Regions from separate parts of the Homo sapiens genome. Here region 1 is linked to region 2. Evidence: chromatin loops called from intact Hi-C (ENCODE). Cell type or tissue: endothelial cell of umbilical vein. All regions are shown on one strand.

Region 1 (8,000 bases), 110 kb before region 2:
GATCACTCGAGCCCAGGAGGTCGGGAGCTGCAGTGAGCTGTGATCACACTGCACTCCAGCCTGGGCAACAGAGTGAGATGTCATCTCTAAAATTAAAAAATAAAACCAAATAAGTAAAATAAAATGGTTAAAATGACACATTTTGTTATGTGAATTTTGCCTAAATAGAGTTAGCAGGGAGCAGGGGGGATTCCAGGCTGAGGGATCAGCATCACTAGGGCCCAGGGGACAGAGGCGCTGCTCAGCGTGGTACCCAAGGCAGCAGCAAGGCCTTGTACAGAAAGCGAGGGGATGGGTGCAAGAGGGAGCCTCCTGGCCAGTCCCCGAGCTTGCCTGGACCATGACCTGAGAGCAGGAGGGGGTGCAAGAGGGAGCTTCCTGGACAATCCCCGAGCTCGCCTGCACCGTGACCTGAGATCTGGCACGCCCTAGGCACTGGCTGCTTCATCTCCTGGGATCTCTGTCATCTGGAGGTAGGTAGATGACTGATCCCACTTCACAGATGAGGGGAGTGAGGCCTGAGGCTCAGGGAGAAGGGTGGGGTGGGCAGGGATGGGAAACCCAGGTCTGTCTGACTCCCAAGCCCCTCAGCACTGGCGGGGAGTCCCAAACCCCTCCTGTGGCGAAGGCTGCTGGGTTTGGTGTCAGCAAGTTAGACTCAGGAAGAAAGCTCCACTGAGGGCTGGCTTCCTGCAAACCGGGGCTGGCTCTGTGCGGATTCTAGAGTCAAGGCAGCGAGGGAATTGGCAGAGGATGGGGGAGAGAGGGCAGCTGGCCCGGGAGAGAGAGGGAAATTGCGAGAGGGAGGCGCTCACTATCCCCACATCCCTGTGCACATGGACATGCTGGGGGTCGGTCCTGGCACGGGCACAGCTCAGCACACTGTGACGGGGTCCACGTTGGTGGCTGTGGCCTCAGGCCCAGGGTGTGTGTTGTCACATGCCCTCTGAGGCCAGGACAGGATGGGGAAGAGACGTCTAGAGGCTGTGGGTGGTAGAACCTGCTGGGCCCAAGTTCATCTGTGTCCCCTCGCCTGGCCTCCTTGTGCTGAACGCGTGCATCTGTTATTGGCTGATGCCTAACATACCCCCAGCCTCGGGGGCTTAAGACAACACACGTTTATCATCTCATGGTTTTTGTGGGTTGGGAATGTGGGGCTGCCTGGCTGAGTAGTGCTGGCCCAGGGATCTCACGTGGTCAGAGTCAAGGCAGTGGCCGGGGCCGGGGTCACGGGGCTCCAAATGGGGCTGCGGGACCCACTTCCATGTCGTCGGCCAGCCTCAGGCCCTTGCTGGCTGCTTGCGGGAAGCGTCTGTTTCTTGCTACCTGAGACTCCGTAGGGTAGATCACAGCGCGACAGCAGCTTCCCACAGAGAGCGAGAGAGGCTGAGACACTAAGGCAGAGGCCACGGTCTTTTTGTAACCTCATCTCGGAAGCGACATTGCTCCATGTCTGCCGTAATCTCTTGTTAGAGATGAATGACTAAGTCCAGCCCGCACTCAGGGGCGGGAGAATTAAGCTCTCCGTCTTGAGAAGCAGAGTGCCCAGGAATTTGCGGACCTATCTTTAAAACCAGCACCAGGGGTGCGCTCAGCCAGGGATTTGTAGTTTCACCCAGGCTCTGTGAGCTGCTGTGTAAACTTTGGCCTATGACGTGGCAAGAATGGGAAATTTGGGGTCTGCAGCCTTGTGTGCGTGTTCCAGTCTTGCCACTTCCTGGCTGAGCAGTCTTGTGCTCTTCCTGTAAAAACAAGGACCGTAAGGGAAAAGTGGAAACAACCTGTCTGCCAGGAGGAAGGAGGATGGGGCGTGAGCTGTGGCGTAGCTGCGGGTGGAGGAGCGTCCCGTGCCACATTTCGGGTGAACAATGAGAGCTACCTGAGTCAATGTTGATCAACCAAAAATGTTACATCAGCCGGGCATGGTGGCTCACACCTATAATCCCAGCACTTTGGGAGGCTGAGGCGGGTGGATGGCTTGAGGTCAGGAGTTTGAGACCAGCCTGACCAACGTGGTGAAACCCTGTCTCTGCTAAAAATACAAAAACTAGCCGGGCATGGTGGCAGGTGCCTGTAATTCCAGCTACTCAGGAGGCTGAGGCAGGAGAATCGCTTGAACCTGGGAGGCAGAGGTTGTAGTGACTGAGATCATGCAGCTGCACTCCAGCCCGGGTTACAAAGCAAGAGTCTGTCTCAAAACAAAAACAAAAGAAAACAAACCAAAACGTGATATCGAGTGGAAAAAAGCCAGTTGTTAAAGGATTTGACAGCGTGATGCCCTTTACGCGAATCCCGTGTGCCGCGTGGTTTCCGGGTGTTGGCATAGCAGCAATGGTAGCAAAACTGCGTGAGAGGCACGCAAAGCTTCAGGGAGGAGTGACCTCTGTGGCGGGGGAAGGGGCGCAGGGCGGGTGGGGGAGAGCTGCAACTCTAACTTTCATCTCCTTAAAGAACACTCCAAAGCAAATATGGAAAAGATGAACATTTGTAAAATCTGGGGGGTGGTACAAGGGTGTCTGGTACATGCTGAACTGTTCATAGCTGGAAATCGTGAGTGTATTTTGACAGGCTCACTGCTGTGAGGATGCTGTAGGGAGAGGCCTGGGTTGAACACCCCCATGTTGATGGGGATGCTGGTGTGCCAGGGCTCACGGGGCCTGTCACACTCCCTCAGTGACACACGTGTGAACACATATGTGTTCACTGCCCCTTGCTCTCTGCCCCAGACCCCAGCAAGCTGATAAGAAGGCCCAGGTGTCCCCACTAGACCTGGTGCTAGCACGAGCTTCAGACCTTCCCATGTGTGGGGAAGCCCTCACCCACCCGGCACGCCGACCACAACGCAGCCCCCAGTGGGTCTCTTTCTTTTGCTCCTGTGGCCATTTTTGGCCTGGCTTGGGAAGCCAGCCTCCTCTCCCGGAGAGCCTCCTTCTGGAAGGGCAGGGCCAGGTGGGTCAGGCCTCCATCAGCTAGCACTGGCGCCCTTATCTCTTGGGCTCAGCCTCAGCTCAGCCCCAGCCCCTGGGTGAACCCTCTCCTCGCTGAGAGCTTGCAGTCTGGCCTCCCTCTTCCCACCCCCATCCACGGCTCTCCACTAGGACTGCCCTTCAAGGCCTTGGTGGTAAGAACTGCCCCTGACTGCAGGAGGCAGATGCTCATGGGTGGGTGGGGGACCCTTTCTCCTGGGCCAGCTAATCAGTCCTCACAGGTATGTGGCTCTGGGCATGCACAGCAGCCCTAAAACATTGGGGGGAGCAAACTGTGAATCTGCAGAGCTTCGTCAGCGGCTTGCCTCAGCTGTCACCAGGCAAAGGGGCCCAGAGCACCCTTACACTTGGTGGCATCTTAGGTTCCATGGAGTGTATGGCAAAGGCCATCTGCAATTGTGTGACGACAATTGCGCACAGGCCTGCCAGCGTCACGCGTCCTGTGCATGCGGTAGTTACAAAAACTACCCTGAAGGTTTGCTGGGAGGGTTCACATCGGACCATGTGAAATTGCCCTTTAAGAGATGTAAAACAGCCAAATGCTGACAATTTCATATGGTTCATTTGAAAAGTAAAACAAACTAGGCCGAGCGCAGTGGCTCACGCCTGTAATCCCAACACTTTGGGAGGCTGAGGCAGGCAGATCACGAGGTCAGGAGATCGAGACCATCCTGGCTAACACAGTGAAACCCCGTCTCTACTAAAAATACAAAAAAATTAGCCAGGCATGGTGGCGGGCGCCTGTAGTCCCAGCTACTCAGGAGGCTGAGGCAGGAGAATGGCGTGAACCCGGGAGGTGGAGCTTGCAGTGAGCTGAGATTGCGCCACTGCACTCCAGCCTGGGCAACAGAGCGAGACTCCATCTCAAAAAAAAAAAAAGAAAAAGAAAAAAGAAAAGAAAAGTAAAACAAACTAAATCTTTTGCAGTCTCCCCCACAACATCCATCTGGATAAGAAGTTGGGTTATTACTCCCCCCAAGCCCGGGGAGTGCACGGGCATTTGCAACCTTTTGCGGGTGGAATCGCACACACGGGAATTTCCATGGAGAGAAGGTGGCGGCAGCGCTGCATGGTCGCTGCCGTCCAGACGGGGTCTCCCTTGGTCCGCGATCCTCTCTGGGCCTGCTCGCCAGGCGGCCTCAGGAACGGAGGCCCACAGGCTGTGAAGCTGCAGGAGAGCTTTCCAGCCCCACTGCGAAGGGCTCCGGCCTTTTCCAGTGCCTCCGGCCAGGCCTTTCACTGCCTGGTCTCCATACGGAGAGCGGGTGGCTCTGATCCTCCCTGGGGCCGATCAGCTTGGCAGGAATCGGCTGCATCAACAGCCTGGCTGGACTGGTGGCTGATGGCAGAGATTCAGGTACCACGGAGAAGGCAGGAGCCCTGCCCAGACGCAGGCAGCGTCCCAAGAATGGGCTTCTCCAGCCTGATGACCACATGTCAAGCCTGGCGGTGAACACACTGCCCTGGGCTGTCATCTGCCTCCAGCTTCCTGCAAGAGGAGTGGTAGGGGGAGACGTGTATACCTGGGGCCCTGGCCATTCAGAGTGTGGGCCCCAGACCAGCAGCATCAGCACCACCATAGAAATGCAGAGTCTTGGGCCCCTCACAGACTTCCTGGACCAGAACCTTCATTCGAACAAGAGTCCAGGGGACTCTGATGCATGTGGGCAGGTGGGGCAGCCTGGCACACACAGAACCACTGGGCAGCAGACAGAGAGTCTGCAAAGCGCACGTGCTCTGCTGTTCCACATTTTGGGATTTATCGGAAGGAAGCAGACACACACACACACACACACACACACACACACACACACGGAAACATCTGGAAGAGTGACTCCGTGCTCACCGCAGATGTCACGGCACCCTGGCCATGCTGGAGGCTCCCGTTTCCTCTTCTCAGCAACCCTGGGAGGCGGCTGCTCTGACAGGGAAGAAACTGAGGCTCTGGGGCCCTAAGGAGCCTCCGGCTGCCCAGCCAGAATGAGGTGGCATTAGGAGTTTAATTCAGACAGCCAGCTTCTAGACCGCTTGTCCCCACCACCCTCCTCAGCAGCCTCCATGTGCACACGGTCCCTGCAATGGCGTTATTTACAATTGTGAGGCAGTGGGGCAATCCCAGCTCCAGCACCGGGGCTGCCTAGGAGCGTAGGGCCTGTCTACGCGACTGGTGTCCTGGTCTCTACTTTGTGGCATGAGTGCCACCTTCCCTTGTAATACGTTCATGTTCTCTTTACCCAACTCTCCAGGAAACACACAGAGCTTCCAGGCCAGTGGCTCTGCCATTCCCACCTCTTGAGGCTTCTGTTCCCTTTCCTGGGGGTGCCTCCGAAGTGGGATTGTGTGGACGCAGCGCAGTCGTGCTTAGCCCTGGTCGTGCCTCCCGAGCGGGGCTATGTGGATGCAGTGGAGTCACGCTCGGTCCTTAGTCCTGGTACACAGTTGTGCATGGACAGGAGGGACTGCTGCTGTTAACAGGGACAGTCACTTACATTCACAATGTGCACACAACCTAATTCTGTGCAGAGAGGAGGGGGTGATTTCTTCTTCCCATTTGACAGGTGACAACTCAGGCTCAGAAAGGCTGTGTGACTTGCCCAAGACCACACAGTTAGCAAAGGGCAGAGTCAGGACTGAACACAAATCTTCAGAGCTCACTTCGGGCTTCCGGAAGTTCTTTAGTTCTTATTCAGTTAGGAGATTCTGAAACTGACGTGACTGCTTGCCAGCCAGACCCAGCCTTCACGTCAGAAGCAACTACACTCGCCACTGGCCAAATGAACGCACTGAGCTTCTACAGTGGTGTCACGCGCCAGCCACACAGGTGAAGTCTGCGTCGTTTTATTCTTAATTGCATTCCCGGCCCTGACCTCATGTTTCTTGGATGAATACTGAGTGAGCTGTTGAATGTTCAGGGTGGAGGGTCTGGTATGGGGGCAGCAAGGGTGGGTGGGGCGGGGGTCGGAGCATAAAGAAGAGCCTTGATCCCACCCAGCTCCCCACCTGGCGAAGGGCAGAGACTCACTCCTGCTAGCCCAAGGCAAGACATGTTCTTGGATAAGGTGGAGCCCACAGAAGCCGTCATGGGGTGGGAGAGTTACTGAGGCTTAAGGGAGCTCCACGGTCTTTGGACCCCAAAGGGGTGGGGTTCCACTTGAGCTCTCATTCTGTGACCTCCCCCTCAACCATGTCTTCCACTCCCCGATGGCCATCCTGGGACCAGCCCTTCCTCCGGGAAGCCCTCGGATGTCCCATCGGCTCTGGCGACAGTGTGGGGCAGGAGTGAGTGTCTCAGAGCCGGGTCTATCCTGGTCTGTCCACACTCCTGAGTCACCGTCTCCAAGAACAGGTCATGGGGGTGGGATGACACTGATGTCTTGGTTCCAACACATGCCCTATCCTCAGGGCACAAGACTCTCATTTGAGAGGCAGGGCTGCCACATCTGAAATGGCGGCAGCCAGCATCACACGCTGTATTCCCTGTCCTCACAGGGCCGTGAGGGCACGGAGCAGAGGAGGATGGATGCGGGTGAGCGTCCTCACAAAGAAGGTGAGTGTATCACACAGGCTCCTGCAGCCACAACATCCAAAGAAGGAGCTAAAAAAAGAGAAAGATTTTAGATTGGGCTTCATTGAAATTAAAAATTTGTGCTGCAAAGGATACCATGAAGAAAGTGAAAAGACAACTCACGGAATGGAAGAAAATATTTGCAAATTACACATCTGATAAGATACTTGTATCCAGAATGTATAAAGAACTATAACTCAGGCCAGGCGCGGTGGCTCATGCCTGTAATCCCAGCACTTTGGGAGGCTGAGATGGGCGGATCACGAGGTCAGGAGATCAAGACCATCCTGGCTAACACCGTGAAACCCTGTCTCTACTAAATATACAAAAAATTAGCCAGGTGAGGTGGTGGGCGCCTGTAGTCCCAGCTACCCGGGAGGCTGAGGCAGGAGAATGGGGTGAACCCAGGAGCTTGCAGTGAGCCGAGATGGCGCCAATGCACTCCGGCCTGGGCAACAGAATGAGGCTCCGTCTCAAAAAAAAAAAAAAAAAGAACACCTATAACTCAGTAATAAAAGTGCAAATTTTAAAATGGGCAAAGCATCTACCAATAACTTGGAGCAAAATAAAATAAAATAGGCAAGGGATCTGAACAGGTAATTCTCCAAAGAGGACATATAGATGGCCAACAAGCGCTTGGAAAGATGCTCAGCACCTCTCATCATCAGGGAGTGCAAATCGCAACCTGACTGGATGCCCCAACACCAGTGAGGACGCTGGACACCCCCACATCAGCGAGGACGCTGGATGCCCCCACACCGGCAAGGATGCTGAATGCTCCCACACTGGCGAGAACGCTGGATGGACGCCCTCACACCGGCAAGGATGCTGGACGCCCTCACACTGGTGAGGACACTGGATGGACGCCCTCACACCGGTGAGGAGACTGGATGGACACCCTCACACCGGCAAGGATGCTGGACAGACGCCCCTTCACCAGCGAGGATGCTGTCATCAGAGAGACAGACAAAAAGAAGTGTCAAAGAAGATGTGGAGAAACTGGAACCCCTGTATGCTGCTGGTGGGAAGGAAGGATGATGCAGCCCCAGTGGAAACAGTTTGGCAGCTCCTTAAAAGGTAAAATACGCAGTTACCATATGACCTGGCAGTTTTACTTTTCGGTATATACCCAAGAAAATTGAAAACGTGTGTCACCCAAACACTTGTACGTGCATGTTCATCATAGCCCCAAACTGGAAACACCCCACATTTCATCCACTGATGAATGGATGAACAAAGTGTGCTCCAGCCACACAGTGGAAGATTAACTGGACAGAAATGGGACGAAAGCACCAATGCACACTGCAACACGGAGGAACCTCAAAAACAGCACGCTGAGTGAAGGAAGCCAACACAGAAGATCACATATCACAGAATTATATTCACAGGAAATCTCTGGAACTAAGAAATCCAGGGAAACAGGAAACAGGTGAGTGGCTGCCAGGGGC
Region 2 (8,000 bases):
CATCACCCAAACAAAAGAACAAGGTTTGCCAGGATGTCCGAGTGCCCCCTGGCCCTGGCTCTCGTGTGCATGGACGTGCCTGAGGGGTCCGGGCACGGCCATACGCAGGACCCCTGTGCCCGGGGAGGCGCTGCAGGGATTCCCCATCCGGTCGTCTTGGGGCCAGCCCGTCTTATGGACTCTGCCTTGCTTTGCTTATGTTTAGCTGTTTCTCTGCTACCTTTCGAGCAGACTTCTTTACTACACTGCACTGGATTGCTATATTTTTAACCAGAAATAAACTAAAGATTAGAGCATGTTCCAGTTAAATTCAGTTTTATTGTTTTCCGTTACATGTTCACTCCCTGTTCCTTCTCGCCGCCTGGTCTGGTGGGGGCATAGGAGAGGGAGGGAGGACTGAAGGTCATACATTTCTGATAATGTCGCTTTCTAAAGGGCTGTGACATTTTTGTACATCTTTTCCATCTTTTAGTAGCAAGTGGTTGCTGCAGACCAGAAGTGAACCAAATAAAGACTCCTGCTCTGTGCAGCTCTCAGACTCCTGCTCTGTGCAGCTCTCACAAAGATCACAGCTGCTTTTGTACATTCCAGTAACTGCATGACACAAAACGGTACCTGTGAGCAGGAAACACATTCACACCATGAGACATGCACAGAGGCAGGTGTCCCTGAGCGAAGTTGTGCAGAGATCTAGGCCTAGGGGCAGTCAGCTCCTGCCGCAACACAACCTAGAAAACCAAGGCGAGAACGGCCCCTTGCCTTCCAGCAGCGAGGGCAGAGGGCAAAGCCACTTCCCTGTGAATTCCAGGAGGATTCAACCAAGGCTAAAATGCCCCGGGTCTGAGAGAATCGAATCTTTAATTGGTTTCCACATGGGGTGATTAAGCAGAAGGCTGCTTCCCGCCTGTCCGGAGCCTCGGCCTTCCCTGACAGGCACGCAGTCCCTCCGCCCAGGCCCAGGGGACCTGCTTCCCTGCACACAGTCGGGCAGGGCAGGACAGCATGTGCCCGGCTGGCTGCTGCTGCATGGAGAATTTGACGAGTTTTCATTAACCCGAGAGCAGCCTGGTGAGAGCCATTTTCCGCCCCAATAGCTTCTTCATGTTTCACCTGTGCACCCGAGGCCAGGAGGAAGTGGTGGCATCCCCTGCAGACAGCAGCGCGGTCTGCGGGGGGTGGGTGTGGACAGCCCATGGGCCAGGCTGGCGTCTCCCCACCCTTACAAGCCTGCAGACAGGTCCACCTCTGGCCCAGGAACAGATGAGCCCCGCCCTGGAAGAGCTGGAGAAGACCCTCTGCCCCGGGGCCTCTGGTGAAACTGTCTGTGCCCACGGCTGGCCTGTTTTACTTACCAGCCTCTGCACACTGGATGGACTGGTGCTTTCTGAAGTTCAGTAGCGCACAGAATGTGCCTGGATAATTTCGGGAACTGAAACAGTCTCTTTATCCATTCTTTTGGATCTAGAACCATTACCTCACAGGATTCCCAAAGATACAGATCAGGCATGCAATGCCTGAGCCGAGCTAACTGACAAGACAGTGGTGATGTAGAAAAGCAGGGCAGGGCCGGGCGCGGTGGCTCATGCCTGTAATCCCAGCACTTTGGGAGGCCAAGGCAGGTGGATCACCTGAGGTCAGGAGCTCGAGGCCAGCCTGACCAACATAGTGAAACCCCATCTCTACTAAAAAAAAAATACAAAAATTAGCCAGGCGTGGTGGCAGGTGCCTGTAATCCCAGCTACTGAGGAGGCTGAGGCAGGAGAATCGCTTGAACCCGGGAGGCAGAGGTTGCAGTGAGCAGAGATCGCGCCACTGCACTCCAGCCTGGACGACAGAGTGAGTCTGTCTCAAAAACAAGATACACACTGTAGAAAGACGGGCCCTCCCCTGCATTCACTCAGCTCGCTCCCCTGTAAGGCCCCAAGCCAGGCCATGGGCCAGCGGTCCCCGGGACGTCCATACTCCAGGCTCTAACCACACTTGCTCCTTTTCACTTGTAGAAGCACATGGCCACCGCGTCTCACGGAGGGCCATCAGTCACCCCCAAGGCGCTGCAGACCTAAAGTGTGGAGAACTCGAGGGAAATGAAATGTTTTTCATACTTTTGCAGTTCAGGTTCTTGGTTGTCCTTTACTCCTTCCCCGGGAGGTTTTATCGACAGCTGGACCCGTCGGACTGAAGAGACCCTGAGGCCTGTGGTGGTCCCCAAGCTGCTGGCGCTCCTGGGCCGTGTGCGGGTGGCAACTCCCCTCACAGTCTTCATGGGACAGTGCGGATTTCACCTCATACGTGCGACAGACGCTCTGCAGGAGACAGCGGAAGGACCGTCTCCCTCCTCTAGGTCATGCTCACTTTCTCTGACTCTTCCGAAGTTTGATCTGACTGTTCTTGCCTTTGGTCTTGGAAACTTGACATCAAGGTGCCTATTAGATTTTCAGTCGTCGCCTTCCATAGCTGCAGGTGCTGTGACTGTTTCTGCCTTCAGCCGGCCGACAGCACCGGGCGCAACAAGCTTCAGGACATCATGATGCCGCCCTCCTGCAGTACCTTTAACCTCGCCCGGGCCAGGGTCTGCCTCCAGCCCAGGACCAAGACCCCGATTCCAGATAAGGCGGAGGGAGGAGGGCAGGGGGTAGAGGGAGGAGGGCAGAGGGTGGAGGGAGGAGGGAGGAAAGAGGGTGGAGGGAGGAGGGCAGAAGAAGAGGGCAGAGGGAAGAGGGTAGAAGGAAGAGGGTGGAGGGAGGAGAGAAGAGGTGGAGGGAGGAAACAGGGTGGAGGGAGGAGGGAGAACGCTGGAGGGCAGAGGGAGGAGGGCAGAGGGCGGAGGGAGGAGGTTGGAGGGCGGAGGGAGGAGGTTGGAGGGCGGAGGGAGGAGGTTGGAGGGCGGAGGGGAGGAGGATGCAGGGCAGAGGGAGGAGATTGGAGGGCGGAGGGAGGAGGTTGGAGGGCAGAGGGGAGGAGGTTGCAGGGCAGAGGGAGGAGGTTGGAGGGCGGAGGGAGGAGGTTGGAGGGTGGAGGGAGGAGGTTGGAGGGCGGAGGGAGGAAGCTGGAGGGCGGAAGGAGTCAGTCAACTCAGGCACCTGGTTGGCTTCTCTCGCGCCCAGGCCGCGTGTCAGGTGAGGCAGTCGGTACGCAGAAACTGAGGAAGCGACTGTCCCCAGGTGCCAAGGAGGTTGCTGGCTCAGCCTTCAAAACAAGCAAGGAAGAGTGCAGCTGCATTTGTTGAAAAAAAGCCAGGCTGTATTTTCACCATGTGCCCCCTGCCTTGAAAATGAACTACGGAATGCACAGCGCGTGGGGGGTGGGTGCTGGAAAGGGACAGAACAAGGGTCCGTGGCAACCACAAAGCACCTGCAGGCCAGCGCTTCCCGATGAGCAGAGGCGGGGGCTGGCACCTGGCGCTGGCTGCAGACGGGAAGTCAACGCCACCAAAGCAGAGGACCTCAGCCACCCAGGTTAGCAAGAGGGTAGCAGGGCGCTCAGGAACAGGTGAAGCCATACTGTGGAGAGAAGCTGAATGCTCCTCCCAAGCTTCAGCCCACCCATTAGGAACAAATGCTCTTTAAGTCTGTTTCTTCATGAAACCCAAAGTGGAAGTGCCTGAGCTGTGAATGCGGCCACAGCGTTCATGCCAGCTTGTTCCCAAGCCTAGGAGAAGCAAGCAGCCCCGTGACGGGCACAGGCCACAGTGTGGGCGTGAGCTCACCCCATGTGTAGCCGGGTGCTGGGCCCAGGCCGCTGGGTTTCTGGGGTCGGCAGAGTGGGCCAGGCAACAACCTCACATGCCTACCTCACTGCCACTCGTCCGCCTCGTCCACTCCTGGCATTTGGGATAAACATCCTGTCTCAGACACACCCTTCTCGTGCGCCCATGCCACCTGCTCAGGCCTATGCCGCCCGCCCGTCCTCCCAAGCGTGCACACCCGTCCGCCATCCTTCTCCCGTCTGTGCCCCATGGGACAGAGGCCTCCAGCTGCACCACCACTGCTCGTTAACAGCTGCCATCCACACCGAGGAAGCCTCTTCGAGCCCAGGGAGTGGAGGATGGGGCTCTGCTGTGCACGTGCTCCCTCGGGCCCTCCCAGCAGTGGTAGATGGGGCTCTGCTCTGTCCTTCTTGGTCATCTTCCTGGGCCTGCAACAAAGCTCAGCCCAGCAGCCAGGCAGCTCCTTACAGAGGCTAACGCCGGGTCTGGTCCCTGGTGACCCCAGGCTGCTGTGAGAACTTGTGACCCCCGAGATCAGAACAGCCTTCGGGTCCCAGAGCTTCCCGCATGATCGTGTGTGGAACAGACCGGGAGATTCCAGCAGATATGGGTTCAACGTTGACCACCAACCTTGACAACCCAAGGGCTGCCTCCCCTGACCATGACAGCCAACTCCTCCTCCACAGTGGCTCTGCCAGGCGCCGAGTCCATAAAGGGCAGCCACTGTTTGGCAAGGAGGGCCGGTCTGCCGGGGGCTCCCAGGCCCTGGGGTCAGGCTGAGAGAGGAAGATGGGTGTGAGGGTGCAGGGGCAGGGGGGCGGGCCCTGCAGGGCAGTGCCTGGCCCGTCCTGCACCCCCAGCCTGGGAACCCCCGGCTTTCTCGCTTGGGCCTCTGGGGAGCCCGCGTCCCCAAATGTAGCCACATCAGAGCACACTTCTCCGGCAGCAACTTCCCAGGCATGTCCGTGGCCTCCTCGGGGGCAGGCGCCCCCTCCTGGACGCTGAGCTGACCTCTCTAGCAGGACTCTGCTCATCTGCACCATTTGCCATTTCCACAGAAACCCTGTCCCCAGAGCCCGGCGGAGAAAAAAACCACAGGGGCCTCTCTGCTCAGGGGAGCCACGCGGAAGAGGCACCCTCGCTCCAGCTGCCAAAGCAACTGAGCCTGCTGCAAACATCTCTGTGAACTCGGACAGGAAACAGTGTTAACCTGTGTTTCCTTCCAAGTCGGCCCTGGCGCATGTGAACTGCTTGCTAATACTGTGTACAATCACGCCGTGCAATGACAGAGAGAACTTTTCTTATTGATGAAGTGGTTTAAAAAGTTACCCTGAGCCTTTTTTCTTTGCTTTTAAGCTGGAAAGATAGCTTGATTACTTATGAAATGAAAAAAAGTTTTCCTAAATGAATGTAACAGTTTAAATCATACTGTTACGAAAACAACACTGTCAAGATTAAAAAGAAATTCTGCTCCTTTTAGTAATAAACAATGTCGTGTGACACTTTGGAACGCTTCTCTCGTTACAAACCAGCGTCTTTACTGAAGGTCCTTCCGCTGCAGAGCTGCGCAATGGATGTGTGGACAGAGCTAGTCGGCACGTGGAGGCTCTCCTGGTTTTCGAGCAGGAAACGTGCTGTGAGCAGGAATCGCGAGTGAGTTCCATGGCGTCCCCGGGTCAGCGCGCGTGCAGGAATCGCGAGTGAGTTCCATGGCGTCCCCGGGTCAGCGCGCGTGGGGTCCTGTCTCGCTGGCTCACCACTGGTGGCCAGGGCATGTCTCCCCCAGCCCTGAGTCTCCGCAGTGGTGACCAGGGCATGTCTCCCCCAGCCCTGAGTCTCCCGGCAGTGGAGGCAGCGTGGGCACAGGGTTTGTCACAGCCTGTAAGTGAATGGAGGACACAAAAATAACCAGAGAGGCAGGCTCTGCCCTCCGGGAGTGCACAGGCGGTTTTTAAAATGTGTGCGTTCATGTAATTAAACGTCTCCGTTTGTTTCTCAGGGAGTGGTTACTCAATTTCTTCCCAGCCAGAGCTTTGTAAACCTGCGCTTCTCACCCCTCAGTGAAGCCTGAGTCCAGCCTCTAAAGGTGGGTCCCCTGGGTGGGCTGCAGCCAGTGGGGGCTTGGAAGGGCTCTGAAGGTTGAGACAAGGAAAACGGGCGTGAGCTGGACTCAGGGAAGCCGGGTCACCGTGGTACCTGCACTGTGGCCCTTGGCCATGACAGTGTGTCAGCTTCCGGCAGGGACTGCTTGTGTGCCTCGGGACACCAGTGACCAGGTGTGGCCAGGCCCCAGATGGCATTGCTGCAGCTCTCTCGTGAAAGAGTAATGGAGGTGACTGCAACCTGCGCCGGGAGCCATCTGGGCTATGAAAACGAGACTGGCCTCCAGCGCCCCCGGCCTCCACACAACACTCTTACACTGCCCAGGAGAGCAGCGGTCACTAGCAAGTTCCTTCCATGCACAAAGGCAGGCAGGCTGAGGCCGTGATCACAGCTAGAGCTCGGCTCCTTTTCCTTCCGGGCTGGGGAACCACCATCCCCCGCTCCTTCTGGAGGAAGGCTGACTCTTCTCTGATGGAAACCATCAAGCACACGGCGCCGCCACCTCACTCCAACACCCGAGTGCCACGTCCAGCGCGGGGTCTCGCCTCGTCACCTGAACGACACGTGGAAGGAGGCGCCTGTGGAGAGCCCTGGGGAGGGTCCTGAACGTCACGGGGAAGGAGGCGCCTGGGGAGGGTCCTGAACCACACGGGGAAGGAGGCGCCTGGGGAGGGCCCTGGGGAGGGTCTTGAATGTCACAGGGAAGGAGGCGCCTGGGGAGGGTCCTGAACATGACAGGGAAGGAGGCGCCTGGGGAGGGTCCTGAACGTCACGGGGAAGGAGGCGCCTGGGGAGGGTCCTGAACATGACAGGGAAGGAGGCGCCTGGGGAGGGTCCTGAACGTCACGGGGAAGGAGGCGCCTGGGGAGGGCCCTGGGGAGGGGTCCTGAACGTCACGGGGAAGGAGGCGCCTGGGGAGGGTCCTGAACGTCACGGAGAAGGAGGCGCCTGGGGAGGGTCCTGGGGAGGGTCTCTCTCACCAACGGGCATCTTGGTATTTGGTCCCCCAGTGACTTTGTCACCTAGCCAATGACATCCTGCTTGTACCAACTCAATTAAAAAAAAAATCAGATGTCAAACTGCAATCAACACTGCTCTCATCTAAACACAAACACAAACCAACTGCCTGGCAAGAATTTCTAAGCTCAATGGGTGGTTCCCTTGATGTTCATTCCACCCAACACCCTCCCGACCCCAAACACGAAAAAAGCCACCGCTCATGGCCAGTCCCTCCAATTCATCCTCACACAGAGCATGGCGCGCATGGGCGGCAGGGGGAGCATGGAGAACAAGACGATTCATCCTTTAAAATCCCACAAAGCCCTGCGAGGAGGAGCTGTGGCCCTGCTGCCAAGCGGGCCGGCCAGAGTGCCTCCCCTGGTACGCCCGCCCACCCTGCAGTCAGGGGTCTGGGGGCCGTGTGGGAGGGCCGCAGCCGAGGGAAAGGCTTCCTAACAGCCAGCAGCTCACCACAGCGAGGAACTGGGCAAGAACGTGGCACCGAGTACGGCGTGTCCCAGCCGCGCCGCGCCAGCAGCTCCCGGGAGACAGAGGCCCTGGGCTTTCGTGCCGGCCGCTCACGCCCTACGGTGGCTATCTGGCCACCAAGTAGTTCGGTAAACTGGGCCCCGGCAGACAGAGCAGACCACAGGCCCGTGGGGCAGGCAGAGCTCCGCCCAGGAATCCACCACCCTGTGTTGTGTTCCGCGTCTCCCACGGTTCCACACTGAAGGGGCCCTGTTTTCATCACGGCCGTGACAGCCACTCCATGCTGGGAGCTTGTCTATCTGATCCCCATTGGTTCTGATCAGCATCTTTCATTCAAACCAAATCTTTAGCAACAAAAGCAAAATGCTTTCTGTGTAAGAAAGTGTACAAGAAGTTTCTTCCTCAGGGCTGCTGTCATCTTTCTTTCAACTGGGTTGATTCAAAAGTCTCTTTTTCCTTGGAATCCCACCTAATCAGTTACAAGCTCCTCTGAAAGAAAAACTGTCTCTCATAACAGACAACTACATTGAAAGCCAACAAGATATTTCCTCTTCTTCCTCCAAGAGCAGGAGGGAAGAAAGAACCGGCCACACAATGGCGTCCATCTTCTGGACAAGGGCTGGAGCCGCAGAGCCGGGCAGGGCCTGGGCGGGGGCGGGGGCGGGGGCGCTGCTGCCTGCGCTCTGGCTTCTCAACCCTGTCC

Evidence for each region. A loop is a pair of places that touch in the nucleus more often than their neighbours do. Peaks named below come from ENCODE experiments on the same cell type or tissue, not always from the same donor. Only the 100,000 strongest peaks of a DNase experiment are listed, where the experiment ranks them.
Region 1: it touches region 2 in a loop (15-fold over the local background); 3 of 110 quality-filtered maps call a loop at or near these places.

What each region holds. Positions count from the first base shown.
Region 1 is chr16:87,584,862-87,592,861 of GRCh38, forward strand. It overlaps LOC124903749 (a long non-coding RNA gene), which reads left to right. Exons shown (of 2, transcript XR_007065171.1): 2 at 1-136. Among named protein-coding and RNA genes, the nearest start is that of JPH3, 14 kb to the right of the region's middle. In endothelial cell of umbilical vein, a CTCF peak has its summit at 4,085; a DNase peak (open chromatin) is centred at 4,100; H3K27me3 peaks cover 310 bases.
Region 2 is chr16:87,697,848-87,705,847 of GRCh38, forward strand. It overlaps JPH3 (junctophilin 3), which reads left to right. Exons shown (of 5, transcript NM_020655.4): 5 at 1-309. It also overlaps a transcript of KLHDC4 not described here. Among named protein-coding and RNA genes, the nearest start is that of KLHDC4, 64 kb to the right of the region's middle. RefSeq lists enhancers at 778-837, 3,864-3,913, 4,644-4,893, 4,929-6,128, 6,778-7,387 and 1 more and a silencer at 4,464-4,523. In endothelial cell of umbilical vein, a CTCF peak has its summit at 4,705 (motif pointing left); a DNase peak (open chromatin) is centred at 4,884; H3K27ac peaks cover 484 bases.